Regions from separate parts of the Mus musculus genome. Here region 1 is linked to region 2. A link is a loop called in an ENCODE intact Hi-C map of the cell type or tissue named here. Cell type or tissue: heart. All regions are shown on one strand.

The links. Hi-C counts contacts between places; a loop is a spot of excess contacts. Peaks named below come from ENCODE experiments on the same cell type or tissue, not always from the same donor. Only the 100,000 strongest peaks of a DNase experiment are listed, where the experiment ranks them.
Region 1: a loop joins it to region 2, with 2.2 times the contacts of the local background. A loop is called at or near these places in 10 of 42 quality-filtered maps.

What each region holds. Positions count from the first base shown.
Region 1 is chr8:11,245,524-11,253,523 of GRCm38, forward strand. Col4a1 (collagen, type IV, alpha 1) reads right to left here. Exons shown (of 52, transcript NM_009931.2): 3 at 1,483-1,572; 4 at 1,340-1,384; 5 at 370-414; 6 at 214-276. Among named protein-coding and RNA genes, the nearest start is that of Gm32709, 12 kb to the right of the region's middle. In heart, no CTCF peak of the experiment used is centred here; DNase peaks (open chromatin) are centred at 4,308, 4,868, 6,828 and 6,978; H3K4me3 peaks cover 709 bases; H3K27ac peaks cover 2,385 bases.
Region 2 is chr8:11,482,879-11,490,878 of GRCm38, forward strand. No RefSeq gene overlaps it. Among named protein-coding and RNA genes, the nearest start is that of Rab20, 8.2 kb to the left of the region's middle. In heart, a CTCF peak has its summit at 3,377 (motif pointing left); a DNase peak (open chromatin) is centred at 3,513; H3K27ac peaks cover 385 bases; H3K27me3 peaks cover 1,498 bases.

The DNA.
Region 1 (8,000 bases), 240 kb before region 2:
AGGCTAAAGTATACTAGTAGAAAGGAACTGTTATCTTTCCCACACATTTAATGTGAAAAACTGCATCGTCCCCCTTCCCTACCCTCCCACTCCCTTATCCCCCACCCCTACCCCCATCAAAGTAAGCAAGCTTCCAGATAAAGAACTTCCCAGTGACTGGTCATGTGTGAAGTTAGAAGCACATGCCCAAGGGAGGGGAGGGTTTAAGTTTACCTTTGTACCGTTGCATCCTGGGATACCTGGGGGACCTGGAGGGCCATCTTGGCCAGGAATACCCTACAACCAATCAAATGAAGAAGTCAGAAAGATAGGAACTCACCAGGTGGTAAGATATTTCATGAAATTGATGCGTGCGTTTTGTATACATACAGGAAGTCCGGGATTCCCAGGGTAGCCAGCTGCTCCAGGGGGTCCCTGCAAAGACAGAACAAAGGCCTTTCAGCCAGCTACAGGAAACCTCGTGTCTCTCTTCATCCTCCCAGTTCAAGCTTAGAACATGAGCGCGAGCAGAGAGCATTCTGGGAAAGAAGCACTGAGACTCAGCTCAAGATTCAGGCTGAAATTTGTTTGTTTGTTGTTGTTGTTGTTGTCAAAAGCTCACTGTTTCTTGCCTCCAAAATCAAAGCTGTGAATGCCCCGAAATAACCATTGCCCCCATTAAATCTCTTGTGGGATCTGAGTTAAAAATTAATGTTTTGTTCACATTAAAATTGTTAACACTTATGAAGAAGTGTTTGTAGAATAGACTCAAATGTATTCGTGGTAGGAGTCTCTTTCTTCCAATTCCTAAACAGTCAGGTATGGTCAACTATATCCGGAGAGTGACAATCACATTTCTCTCTCTGCCCTGTGAGCCCTTGTGGAATGCCAGGGAGTCTCCGCTGACACCAGTGCCCCACCCCTTTCTTGCTATGTAACCATGGCCCAACACTTCATGTCACTGCTTCTGTACTTGATGAAACTCAGAGAGCTTCATCTTGGGGCTTTCTGAAAAGGATGAAGCAGAGAGAGTAAAGAGAGCTTGGCTCTAACAATGTCTCCTCACTGTCAATGATGCCCTCTCGTCCTCTAGTGACTTGGATTAGCTACCCCCTCTCCCAAATTTAAATGTCTCTAAGGGACCCTTCAAGAAGTAAACAGGAGCAAGCAAACTCATACAGCAAGAGTTCTGCTTGCACGCAGCACCAGCACACGGGAAAGAGGGGTGATGGCCCACGACACTGCAGAGAGGCAGGAGGGAAGGCATAGAGGAAACATAGAAAGGCAGCCCTGGGGTGGAGGCTGCACCCCACTCATGACGCCTCGGTCCTCTGTCAGAGTCACCAGATTTTCGACTTACCCTCGTCCCTTTTGTGCCAGGAAGTCCAGGTTCTCCAGCATCACCCTACAGCAGAACAGAAATGCCATGAGGAGGGCTCAGGTCACTGTCACAAGATGGGCGCCATCTGCCATTCACCCTCCCCCCATTCCAGTCAAGCTTACCTTTTGTCCTGGTGGTCCATGTGGCCCCTCAGGTCCTTGCATCCCGGGAAATCCAATGACACCTTGCAACCCTGGCAAGCCTCTTTCTCCCTGTGGGGCAACACACAGGTCAGTCAGGGTAAGAAAAAGGATCAGCTGAGATGGACGGTTTGAGGTGTTAACTTGACCACGTCGAGTCCAGAACTCTGGTGAAGCATGACTCCTGGCTGTGCCTGCAAGGTGTTGTGCTAAGAACAGCATCTCCATTAGTGGGCAGACTGAGGGAGACCTGCCTTTGAGTGTCATAGGCTGGAGCATCAGACAGCGGAGGTGTGAGCCATAACAAAGCAGAGGGCAATTCTTGGTCCTTACACCACAAGTTCAGATCTCCAGTCTTCAGACACACAGATTTTGCCAGCAGTCCCAGGCTCTCAGGCTTCCAGCCTTAAATTCGTTAAGTCACCAGCTTTCAGGAGTCATGTGGTACAACTCCTCAGCCTCCCAATCATAGGAGCCAATTTTATGAGCAAATCTCTTCTCACCTACCTACCAATCCATCCATCCACCCATCTATCCATCCATCCACGTACCCACCCACCCACACATCTGTCTACATATCCACCACCCACCTATCCACACATCTACCTACCTACTCATCTATATACCCACCCACTCACGCACCTGTCCATACATCCACCCACCTGTCTACAAACCCACCTGTCCACACATCCACCCACCTATCTCCCTTCTATATCCATCTACCCACATACCCATCTACTCATCCATCTACACATACATCCAACATGCCAACCACCGTCCCATGCATGCACTCATCCATCCATCCATCCATCCATCCACCCACCCACCCACCCACCCATCTGCTCATTCTATTGGCTGTTCTGCCAAAGGAAATGGACTAAAGTATAAACCTTTCTAAGTCCTTCCCAGCACCGTAAGAGAATACGATGAGTATATGAAAATGAAGGATGAAACCTTCTCCAGATGTTCCATGTTAGATTTCTAATATTTATCACCTGACATAATGGCTTGTAGATACTAGGAGCTGTATAATATGTAAAGTCTATAAAATAAAAAAAATACTTGAGTTTTATTCATTGAGTTGGTTATAATCTCACCCAGCCACTGGTACCTTTTTGCTCCCAACAGATGACATTCTGAGCAGCCCATCCGTGTCTCTCTTTTTAGACCCTTGCAGGTACTGATAAGCAGAGACACAGCTCTGATCTCAGCACACAAATGATCAATAGCTTGACGGTGGGCTTAGATCAGTCTCCTTTTCAACAGTAATTTTTTTTTTCCAACGAAAAGATGAAAGTTTACTGGTGGCCTCTGCCCCAGATCAGAAAAGAAATAAGAAACATGATTTTTAAAATAAGAACTATCATTCATGGCATAAATGTTTGACAAGGGCTGTAATACACTGGGAAAGAACAAAAAACAGAGAAAGTCGAGAGACAGAGAAAAAAAATGTGCTGCTCTGGACCTTAGGCTGACCTTCCAAAGATGAATGCAAAATAAATATGGGCAGAGACAAAAGGAGTCAGACTGCTATGCACTGCGGGCTGGAGAAAGACTGGGGAGCAGGGCTGGGTGTCACAGGAAAGAAAAAAAAAACTGTAAGGTGGGAACACACAGGAAGGAGACACCAACCTTTGAACCTAGAGAGATTAGAGTACCTTGTAGCAGCAAAAGGGAGCTAAGGGTCTGATGGAGGGATGTTTTAGAGACTGGCATATTTAGATTATCAATACAAAAAAAAAACCCATAAACACATTTTATCTTTACTCTGTAGGTAACCTGCTAAAGCTCATTTCAAAGCATGAGAGACTCTAGAGTGGGCCGGCAGGGTTGCTTAAGACTCAAGGGTTTTCTCTAAGCTTCATTAGTGCAAAGTCAAAGGGAAATGACCTGGTTAGGACCCTATTTGCCACTCCCCACCCCCTCAAGTAGCACTTCACGCGCCATGAGGTGCTTAAAAGGTCTCCACCATCACGTGATCAAACGAGACAAGGGAGCATGTTCAAAGACCCGCTTCCCTCCAAACTGTTCAGTTGCTTCAGGGTCTCACCGATCCTCTGGGTCTTTATAAAGACAAAAGGAGAGGGGACATAGTACATTCCTCCACCCCTGGGCCAGCAGCAATGAAACCAACTGGAAGGAGCAGATTCAAGCACACACATATGGATGTGGGATCCTCCTCCCAGACGCCCAGTGAGCGCTGAGGAAGGAAATCCCCACCAAGACTTGTCCAAAGGCAGAGTGAAACATACGTTCACCCTTAGCCTGTCATGGTGGTGGAACCGAGGAGCTGTGAGAACTGCTAGCAGCAAAAGTGCTCTCTCGAAGGGTTTTCAGATGTAGAAAAAGACAACTCAAAAGAGACTATGACCGAACTCTGAACAGATGGCCCCCAAAATAATAATAAAATAAATAAGTAAAATAAAATAAAAATTGAATTGCAAATTCTCAAATAACCCAAACTGAGCTGGGGAGGACTCGAAAATGGAACATTGGCGGAGAACTTTCTAGTGTGTCTGCGGAGTATTTTTAGTCCTTAATTGATATTGGCAGTATCTCCAGAAGACCAGCAGAGATAAGGTTTTTTTATTTCCCATTTTAATCATGGAATGAACGAGGCGGGGAAGGGAGCCAGATGACCTGATTCCTACCAGATTTCCACTGACTCAGCTCTGAAGCAGAATTAGAAATGAAGTCAGCCCACCCCAGGTCCCTTCTTTATCTGGGTCACTAGAGCAATCTGGTTCCCAGTAGCATATTAAACGAATCCACAGCATGATGTCAGCCGGGGAATCGGACCCTCTTATGTTCATGGTGTCCAGAAAGTTCAACACCCATCCTGAGCTGACTGGTCACATGTCACTGGTGACCCCTCACACTCCTGGGAACAGAAAGGAAGAAATCTGAATTCCCAGACCAGCCTTCACCACAAGAACACATTCTTCCCCAAATGTCAGTGGAGGGCTTAAGCAACCACATCTCCCAAGAGTTTTGCAATCAAGTAACTGAGGGAAGTGACGCCTCCTTTCACAAGCCTTTTGCTATTCCTCATTTTTTAATGTTCTCATTTTTTTTTCTAGTAAAGACTGCATGTTCATAATCGGATACCCAGTGCCCTCTCTAATGTTACCATGAGAACAGAAGCAGAATAGAGAGACGGGACAAGCGCTCACACAACTATACAACAAGCTAGCACATGGCGCACACTGCGCTGGAACCAAATGGCTCCATCCTGCTTCTCACAGTTTTCTGCCAGGGAAGAGAGAAGAGCAGCGAGCTGGACATGTCAGAGCCAGGAGTTTCCACACCAGATGCTGCAGCTGCAGTGGGCACCATTCCAGCTGTGACCACCCTTAAGCTCAAGGCCAAGCACAAAGTGGGGGAGGAAGACCCCCTTGTCATCCAGTTCCCACAGTGTGCGACAAGCACCAAGGACAGGGTGGTCACAACTGACCACCACAACCATGGCTTTTCACCACGACAGTGAGCCAGCAACGCTGAAGGCAAGGATCTGAGGGTTCAGCTCAGCAACAGACCATTTCCCTAGCTTGTGGATCCCTGCATTCTCATCCCAGCAACGGAGGAAGGGAAGGGAGAGCCAGAAAGAGAAGCTTGTAAAATATTACACAAAAAAAATTCAATGCAACCACGCTTTGTGGCTTCATTGTTACAAGAAATTAATTATGTCAGTCATAGAGAGAGGAGTCTGTAGGTTTTCAGCACTGAGACAGTAGATGCCTGAAGAGACAGAGATGTTGGCCATCCTGATCTGACCTGACTGTCACACCAAATGCAGATGTCAATTATCCCACTTTGCCTAATAAGTATGTGCCAATATTAATAATAATAATTTTTAAAAACTCATCTTCTCTAGCCCCTAAAGTAATTTTAACTATAAATGGACTTCTAAAATTCAATCTGTATCTATAAAAAAAATTTTAAAAAAAGATTATACAACAAGGAACACCATTACGGCTATTTTCCCCAGTAAAACTTGGAACTTGAAGAGAGGAACAAAATGCCATTGTTTATGAAGATGAAGGGAGGCAGGCCTCAGAGTCATCTCGGGGCTGACACTAGCCATTCCAAATTAGGCTTGAAATAGAGTTTCATGCTGGAGGAACTTAAAATGTTTGCTTACCGTATTATCTACAGCAAGCACATAAAGATCCCGTAAAATGTGGAAAGAAAGGGTCCCTTTGTAATACCCAATCATGTCCCAGCCTCTTCCAACACTGCAAAAAGAGCTTAAGATTCAGCTCCCTCAAGTCTCAGCAAGAAAGTCAAATAGGAAGCAACTAGAACATGCGAGGTTGAAATAGTAGGGAATTTCTAAATTCAAGGAACAATTACCAAGTACAAAAACTAAAGGGAACATAAAATGTGCCTAAAATAAGTTATCATCAAAAACTCCTATTATCAAAAGCAATCACGATGGCCAGGGGTGGTGACTCTAATCCTAGCACTTAGGAAGCTGAAGCAGGAGGATGGATGCTAGTTTTAGGGTAGCCTGGGCTATGTAGTGAGTTTATTCTGAATGATGAATTAAAATTCTGTGTCTACAGTGTTGATCTAGGGAGCTGTAGATATGGTTCAGTGGTGAAGAGCACTGGCTGCTCTTGCAGAGACACAGGTTTGGTTCATGGCAGCTCACAACCAGCTGTAACTTGGGTTTGAGGAGATTAGATGCTCTGTTCTGGCTTCTGTGGATGCTGGGCACACATTTAGTGTACATACATGCATGCAGGCAAAGCATACTTCTGTACAAAATAGAACTGAAAGTATATCTTTTTAAATTTTAGCATGTATTATATTATGCTAAAGTTTAGCAAAATATTTTAAATGGATAAGTTGTGGCTGTTTTGAGGGTCAGCATGGAACCCTTGTCTCAGTGAGGCTTTCACGGTTTTGTTTTGTTTTGTTTTGTTTACATTTTAAACAATAGGATCATGGATCTTCAAGGGAACCACAGCACATGCAAAAATGTTTGCTCACACCTGAAACAAAACCTGGGTAAGAGGATCTCCGTGTGTTTTCACAGAAAATAGAGGGAATCCGATGGCCAACACAAATTAAAGCTTGGGATGCACCCTCTACACCTTCTTTGAAGAAGTTATTCAGCTAGTGTTTGGCACACATCAACACTAGAGACAGGATTCTGAGATAAACAACAGCACAACACACCCCACCCAAGGAACGGAAAATCCCAGGCAGAATACAACCCAGGTCCCTGGCACAAGCCCTTGAGGCCCCATTAGCACCTGGCTGATGCCTCTGTCCCAAGCTAAATAGCAACAGAAAAATCTCTGTTCTGGACGTGATCCTGAGCCAGCTGTGTCCTGCTGTCATCTAGTTCCCTGAGATGTCACTTCCCAAGCAAGACTGAACATAACTGAGACATAAAAGCCATGAGATTTGGCCCATAGCAACCAGGGCATGTGCTTAGTGGGAAGCGATTTGGGATGCTGGGTCATGGTCAATTCGGGGGACCATGATCTATAGGGACCATAGTCAATGGGGGAACCATGGCACTTAGCCAAAATTCCACAAGTTCAATCCCTTGAGCCTAGCCAGAGAGGCATCCGCAGGACCATATCCGGAATGTGATAGTGCTGGGAAAGTTGTGGGCAGGCTGCAATCTGTGTCACCAGGTCACGGAAAAGCTCCTGTGTCGGGGCCCCTCTGGGAGCTCCCTGCATGCCTTCTGCTTGACACTGTACTGATGCAGGGAGAGGGGACAGGACCCACACAGTGAGACAAGGGAAGGGCCTCTTGAGTCAGGGTAGCTCTTCAGTTCTGTTTTCCACCATGAATTGAATGTAGCAGGGGAGAAGTTTCCACTGAACTGCTGTTAAGTGTCAGTCCTACCACTGCCAGCTCACACCTCACACATTGCTACAACGTTAACTCTGGGGCTCAGAGCAGCAAAAGGTAGAGAGGAGACATAGTAAATAGTCATGATGACGGAACAGCTACAAAAAAATTGCAGAAATTTTTTTAGGCTATAAAAACCCAATTTTCCTCCTCATCGTTTGAAAAAAAATGCAAAACACTTTCTGAAGAGCTAACACTCGCTCAACACAAGAATAACCAAGTGCGGTAAATAACCTCTTCTCACAGACGACTCGAGACTTTCCCATGAAGCCTATCCAACAGCAAATGTGACTTCACTGATGGAGGGGAAGCAGCAGCAGAATGGAGCGCTGGCAAGTCACTGGCAGGAAAAGAAAACGATTTCCAAGTCCTCCTCCGCGGAGGAGATGCAGACATCTCACACTAGTTGGAGGGCAGTTCTCTGTGGTATCTTTCAGAGTTTCTGTTCTAAGTCACTCTCTGGAGCATGCATGGTTTTATATTAGAAAGTAAGACCTATGCTGGCCTCCTGTCTCTAGACTCACCGGGAGTCTTGGGCACTTTCCTAACTGGCCAGGACATCTCACATCTGCGGAGTGTCTCTGCCTCAGCCTTGGCTTCTTTCTTCCCATTCCCTCTTGGCCCTC
Region 2 (8,000 bases):
ACTTCCTTTGTAACTAATAAAATCTCTTCTAGCCATTCCCAAAGCAGAATATGTCTTTCAGGCGCCCTGAGTCTGTGTTCCTGGGACACCAGCACTCACATCTTGCTCAAGAATAAGCTGCCTTACCCCTTTGTGGTGAGAGCTGTGTTTTTGCATTCAAGGGCTCTGAACTAGTAGTGGTAGGATCCTTCATGGACTCAATACCAAGGCGTTATTGCGAGGCGGGGCCTAGCTGGAGAATTTAGATCTCTAGGTAACTAAAAAGATACAGCTAGCGGGGCGGTGGTGGCGCACGCCTTTAATCCCAGCACATGGGAGGCAGAGGCAGGTGGATTTCTGAGTTCAAGGCCAGCCTGGTCTACAAAGTGAGTTCCAGGACAGCCAGGGCTACGCAGAGAAACCCTGTCTCAAAACCCACTCACCCCCACCCCCCACCCCCACCCCCAAAAAAAAAGATACACCTGCTCTGGTCCCTTACCCTCCTCAGGTGAGCAGCTTCGCCATGTTATGATCTCCCCACTCGATGTTCTCCCGCTCGATGTTCCACACTGCACAGACCACACCCAAAGGCCGAGAGACCCCTGGACCAACCACACCTCTGAGGCTTAGCTTCCTCCTTCGTTTCCCCAGGCATTCTGTTGCACTGATGAGAAGCTGGCAGTGTCCAGCTTTAGCATTGCACACCCATTCTCATTATGAGTCCCTAATACAGTATTGCTAACTAAAGTCCGGCTTTTGGGACGGCTCACTGTCATGTTTTACATTCATGGGTCTGGACAACCGTAACGAGAGGCCTCGTGTGTCCCCTAACATCTCATCACTGACAAAATCCAGACAGAGCCAACTAAAGGAAGGACGGAGCCATGTTGGATTGTGGTTTCAGTCCGTGATCGCAAGACTCTTGCTTATAAGCCCATGGCGAGACAGAAACACCATGGAGGACAGCAGCTGAGAGGCGTAGCAGGAGGGAGCCACAGCTGCCTTCAAACACACCCCAGCGACCTACAGGTCCCACCACCCAAAAGTTCCATTGCTTCCTCACAAGGCTCACAGGCTACAGTTTTGTCTTAGCAGTCACCTGGGAACCTCTCCATCCAGTCTCACTGCACTTCTCTGCCTGGGGGACAAGCCACGGTCAGCATTAAGCCACGGTCAGCATTTCTGAGGGAAAATGGACCAGATTCTTGCATCTCATCTTGTGATTTAGTGTTCATTCTCAGGGCTTAGAGACACAGACACTTTTAGGTTATACAAGAGAAACGAACGTGGTTTTTTTTTAAAGATTTATTTATTATTATCAATAAGTACACTGTAGCTGTCTTCTGACACACTTGAAGAGGGCCAGATCTCATTATGGGTGGTTATGAGCCACCATGTGGTTGCTGGGATTTGAACTCAGGACCTTCGGAAGGGCAGTCAGTGCTCTTAACCACTGAGCCATCAAACATGGTTTTATCTCCCAGTTTTAAACTGTGACCTGGGCAGCCTAGGGAACAAAGACAGTCTCTCATAGGACCAGGAAGAACCTAGGGCACTTCTCTGTCCACTGGAACCCTGGGCTCCCAAAACTCTGGTTGAGGCTTCCTCCTTGATGTTGGGAATTCTCTGTGGTGTAGCCCTGAAGTATCTGTGTCTGAAATGCAGATGGCACTTGCCAGGCTGTAGGTCCTCATGCATGCTAAAGGAGTGCTCTGCCATGGGCCTATACCCCAGTCTAACCCCCTTGTCTTAGTTAGGGTTTTACTGCTGTGAGCAATCACCATTACCAAGGCAAGACTTGTAAGGACACCATTTAATTGGGGCTGGCTTACAGGTTCAGAGGTTTAGTCCATTATCGTCAAGGCAGGAACATGGCAGCATCCAGGCAGTCATGGCGCAAGAGGAGCTGAGAGTTCTATATTTTCATCTGGAGGCTGCTAGCAGAATACTGACTTCCAGGCAGCTAGGATGGGGGGTCTTAAAGCCCTTGCCCACAGTGACACACCTATTCCAGCAAGGCTACACCTCCAAATAGTGCCACTCCCTGGGCCAAGCATATCCAAACCATGACACCCCTATTTTGTGCATTAGAGAACAGAGCCAGGAAGCCTCTATCAAGGTTCTAGCACATACATGACATTCTGGGAGGGTGTCCCAGTGTGTGTGGCTGACTATTTCCAGCCTCAAGTGAACCAGTTATCAACTCTACTGCTATTTAGACCCCTAAAAGAACCAAGTGGTAATGCCCAGGAACAAACCATACTTTGAACTGCTGATGTGAGTATTAGCATGAGCCTCGAATAATTTAGGAGCTACATATAACCAAGAGTTTAATTCTCAGAAATCACCAATCACTACACCAAGTCCCGAGTTTAACAACTGAATGGCCAGTGTATTCATTACAGCTGGTGTGTGTGTGTGTGTGTGTGTGTGTGTGTGTGAGTGAGTGCCACAGCAAGCATGTGGAAGTTAGAGGACAACTTCCAATAGTCATCGCTCTCTTCCTGGGGACTAAACTCAGGTCATCAAACATGATGACAGATACCTTTACCCACTGAGCCATCTATCTCACAACCCTAATTTTTATTTTTGATTACTGAAGTGTAGTTAAGAGGAACAGTATACACTTTTAAAGTGTGTAATTAGATACATCTGACACATGTCCAGCCATGGCACCACCGCTTGAATGAGGACATCAATTGTCCCATGGGGCTTCTTAAACTCCTGGGTCACATCTTATATTGGCTTTCTCCATCCTCCCTAGTCTCCACCAACCATGAGCCTCTGCCATTACAGACTAATTTAATTTCCCAAATTTTTATAAACATGCTCATAGTTTAGCTCATAATCTGGCTCCTCCAACAGAAGTGGCACTGGTGTGGCTTTTTATCATTTCAGTGTGGACCCCACGTCTTGACCACGTCCTGTCGGACACTCAGGCTCTTTGGTATCCTGGCTCTGGCCATGCTTGTCCTGCTATGAGCCAATGTGGACCCCAGGTCTTGATCCACTTCCTATCGGTTGTGCTCCCTGGCTCTGGCCACAAGTGTCCCACTGTTGGCCATCGTGGCAGTTCTGACTTATCCTGTCTACATTTGGTCTTTTTTTATTCCACTCACCCTGCTGTCAAGTCAGGGTTTCCTCCTCTGGTTTTGATTTACATTGTCCCAGTGATTCAAGATGCTAAGCACCTTTTTACAGGTTTGCTCTTTGTGTACCTCTGATGAAACGACTCTTCAAGTCTTTCCACAGATAGTAGTATTTGTAAAGATCCCACAGCCCCAGACACAGATGTTATTAATGTGCAGCGATGTGTGAAAGTCACCAACACACTAGCCCAAATGAGTCTAATCAAAAATAGTGACTTCCATGTATGCCTCTTGCGCCCCCTACTGGTGGTAGCCAGAGCCTTCTGCAGCCCCAGACAGAAAGGGCTGATGGGGGTTTTGGGGGGATGTCTTCTCTCACAGCAAGAGTCCTGCCACGGGATATGAGTGTGGAGATGACGTGAGCTTCTGCCCTCCCTTCTTGCAAGCCCCCCTCCAACTGAACAGCCCCTCCTGGAGATGTTTTTTGGAACTGTGTGCAGGGCCACCTGAGCAGAGGGCAGCCCAGGCTCAATTCATGGACATTGCCCTGGTCCCTGGTGACTAGCCTGCTACCCACGACTCAGCGTTTACCCCGAGTGATATCCCAGTCCTGTAGGGTTTTTTTCTTTCTTTCTTTAAGTCTTTAAAAACACACATTAAAAGGGACTTCTTCTTTTCCTGGTGTACTAGTGGCTTTTGTCATGACAAAACATGATGACCAAGACAACTTCTAACAGAAAACATTTACCCTGGAGCTTGTTGTAGCCGGGCTGTTCTCACCCAGGAAACAGCCAGGATGAGCTTCTTGTGAGTTTGAAGTCTTTATAATTTTTGTTGAGTCACACAGGCTGGCCAGGGGTACACACTCCTGTGACTACAAGTCTGAAGAGGTGGCCCAAGCCAAGTGACCCAGGGGTTTATCATGATAACATTCCCCTTGACATAGCTACAATGGCTGTTAGCAAGCATGACAGAACATGAACTCTCACTAAGAATAGGGCACTCCTGTGCCACCATGGTGTTTCTATTTGATTGGATCCTTGGGGGTAGAAATATGGAACAATGACAGGTGAGTTATGGTTCCTGAAACGCCCTGTGCATACCGGAGGGTCAGGCTGACCTTAGTTTTAGCCCAGGGTTGGGTCAGGACTTAGCAAATATGTTTTCTCACTTAGGGCTCTGAGCGTTGCAGAGGGTTAGGGTTATGGGGAGCACAGCAGCAGGCAGGATGGGGAGCATAGCAGCAGGCAGGATGGGGAGCACAGCAGCAGGCAGGATGGGGAGCACAGCAGCAAGGCAGGAGCACAGCAGCAGGCTTGGCGCCAGAGCAGTAGTTGAGACCATGCATCCTGAAGCGTGGGCAGGAAGCAGAGAGAGCTAATGGGGAGGTCTGAGTCTCTGAAACACCCCCTCAAACAAGGCCACACCCCTAACTCTTCCCAACAATACTAAACTGGGAACCAAGTATTCAAACATGAACCTTTAGCGGTCATTCTCTTTCAAACCACTACCCCACCTATGACTCATCACACAGAGCTACCAGTTGTTGGCCGAGTGTCAGATACCCAAGACTGTGAGGGAATTCAACCCACCACACCTGGTAAGAAGGCATTTATCAAAAATAAAACCTTAACCCAATCACAAAAGAACTCACATGATATGTATTCACTGATAAGTGGATATTAGCCCAGATACTTAGAATAGTCAAGATATAAGATACAATTTGTGAAACACATGAAACTCAAGAAGAGCGAAGACCAAAGTGTGGACACTTTGCCCCTTCTTAGAATTGGGAACAAAACACGCATGGAAGGAGTTACAGAGACAAAGTTTGGAGCTGAAACGAAAGGATGGACCATCTAGAGACTGCCATATCCGAGGATCCATTCCATAATCAGCCTCCAAATGCTGACGCCATTGCATACACTAGCAAGATTTTGCTGAAAGGACCCTGATATAGCTGTCTCTTGTGAGACTATGCTGGGGCCTAGCAAACACAGAAGTGAATGTTCACAGTCAGCTATTGGATGGATCACAGGGCTCCCAGTGGAGGAGCTAGAGAAAGTACCCAAAGAGCTGGGGGGGATCTGCAACCCTATGGGTGGAACAACAATATGTACTAACCATTACCCCCCAGAGCTCGTGTCTCTAGGTGCATATGTATCAGAAGATGGCCAAGTTGGCCATCAGTGGAAAGAGAGGCCCATTGGTCGTGCAAACTTTATATATGCCTCAGTACAGAGGAATGCCAGGACCAAGAAGTGGGAGTGGGTGGGTAGGGGAGTGGGTGGGGGAGGGTATGGGGGACTTGAAATGTAATGAAGAAAATACCTAATTAAAAAATAAATAAATAAACCCTCATGTTTCCTGTTTAGTTTTAAACTTTTATTTTATCTTGTAGTTTTGAGATAGGGTCTCCTAAGTGTTAGGTTACAGGCACCTGCTTCCATGACCTGCTCATTCTAATTTTAAAACCATTTTCACTAAGGTCAGAAATAGGACAAAGGGGGCTGGTGAGATGGCTCAGCGGTTAAGAGCATCGACTGCTCTTCCAAAGGTCCTGAGTTCAAATCCCAGCAACCACATGGTGGCTCACAACCATCCGTAATGAGATCTGATGCCCTCTTCTGGAGTGTCTGAAGACAGCAACAGTGTACTTAGATATAATAATAAATAAATCTTAAAAAAAAAAAAAGAAGTAGGACAAAGTTAGTTATAATCCTTACTACTGTCCCACAGAACAGGGCGGCCTCCCAAGAGTTGGCCTTGTTACAATCACGGCACCAGGGAAGGGACACAAACATACCTCCAAGGGACACAGAGCTACTGTGACAGTTGCTTTTCCTTCCAGTCAGGAGAAACATTGTTTCAGCCCTGCTACAGTGTTCTGACAGCTCAGCAGGTGTGATGGAGGAAGCAATTTCATCCTCTTCCTCCAGGATAGAGAGCATCAGGACTGATGGGAAAGGACAGAAACAGCCTGTCTGAGTTCTAGTGCAGGGTGACCTGTGATGAGGCAGCAGCAGTGGGGAGTGTAACCACGTGATTTAAAGCCTGCTCCCGTCCCCGCCTCTCTTAAGACAAACTGTTCTCTCTCTGTTTGGAGTGTCATCTCTCCTCAGCTTTCTTCAGGACGACCTGCGGCCACACACATCTACTTCTCAATTACCGTTCTCATGGTTTGTCTAAACTAAGAACTTCTCCGACATTTGGTAAGTGGCACAGTGACTTTGAGCCTGCCCTCACACAGGCTATTTACTTTTGCAAAGAAAACCAACTTGTTCTAAATACAATGTCTGTGTTGTCTCAGAAACCCCTGAGTGGCCAGAGGTCCTAAAACACTTCATTGTACCTGAAGCAGAATTCACTAGCCTCAATGGTGAGATCACTGCACCACATGGAAGGTGCCAGGTGTGTGTGTGTGTGTCTATGTGTGGAGAGAGAGGGGAGGGAGAGAAGGGGGAGCAAGGGGAAGAAGGAGAGGTGTGAGACAGAGAAAGGTGTGTTGTGTGCATGTGTGCTTGTGTGCATGTGACAGAGAGATGTATATGTGTGAGAGAGAGGGTGTGTGTGTGTGAGAGGGAGAGGTATGTATGCATGCACACATGTGCACACACACTTGCATCTATATGTGTGTGAGAGAGGTATGTGTGAAGTGTGTGTGTGCGTGTGTGCACACGTGCACATGTGTGTGTGAGAGGTATATATGTGTGGGAGAGATGTGTATGTGTTAGAGAGAGAGGTGTGTGTATGTGTGTGAGAGAGAAAAAGGTATGTATGTGTGTGCATGCACATGGGTATGTGTGAAAGAGGTATGTGAGAGGTATGTGTGTATGAGAGGTGTGTGTGTGTGTGTGCATGTGAGTGTGAGAAAGAGGTCTGTGGATGGATGTGTACATGTGTGCATGCACATATGTGAGAGAGAGGAGTGTATGAGAGTGGTGTGTGTACACATTTTATCACAACAGAGGGGGCTGTGAGGATTCGAGGAAGGCCCTCATGCTTTCTCTCCTCTCAGTTTCCAGTCTGTCGTGGCTTAGCCCGTGGCTTGTGAGCCTGCACTGGATGTCACTCTTCATGAAGGAAAATCCAAGTTATATTTTATAACTGGAGAAAAAAAAGATAAGGAAAAAATAAGAAATTTCTCAACAAATGCATTAATGGGTTTTTAAAGAAAGATCTCATTCATAAATTAACCTAACTTACTGGCTATAAGAGACCTAGAGGACAAAGGACTTTGAGGAAGGGATTCCTGGATAAAGATACTAAAACGAATCTTTACTTTAAATGGAGCTTACAGGAAAAACTGTCAACACAGCAACACCCTCGCAATTTTTTGCCTAAGAGATATGATGAGCCCAGTGACAGACAGAAGACGACCCACTGCCCCCCACAGCCAAGTTCTGTCCTTATTATCCTCATAGGATGGGATGTCCGTCCCATTCACACATTCTTTGCTAGTATTGTCTTAGACAGGGTTTCCATCGCTGTGGCTAAACACCATGACCAAAAGTAACTTGGAGAGGGAAGGGTTTATTTCAGCTTACAGTTCCATCATCCAGGGGAGTCGCAGGAACTCAAGGCAGCAACCTGGAGGCAGGGGCTATGCAGATGCCACTCGGGAGCTGCTTACTGGCTTGCTCCAGGAGGGACGAACCTGAACACACTCACAATCTGAACAAAGCAAAAACACTCTCTAGTAATACAAAGAACTCGCTATCCAGTGTCAGGGCTCACTCACGATATTCTGAGCTCCAAAGGGCTTGGATATTCACACTCTACTATTTACAGATGCCTCAGGCCAGCTCATCTCTGTGGCTATGGGTGTAGTTGGTGGTTGTCCCATTGTACTGATATTTCTAGTATGCTGGGGTCTGCCGCTGCCACCAGGCAGGTATCAGACTGAGAAGCTGCAGGACCCCACTCTGGGGT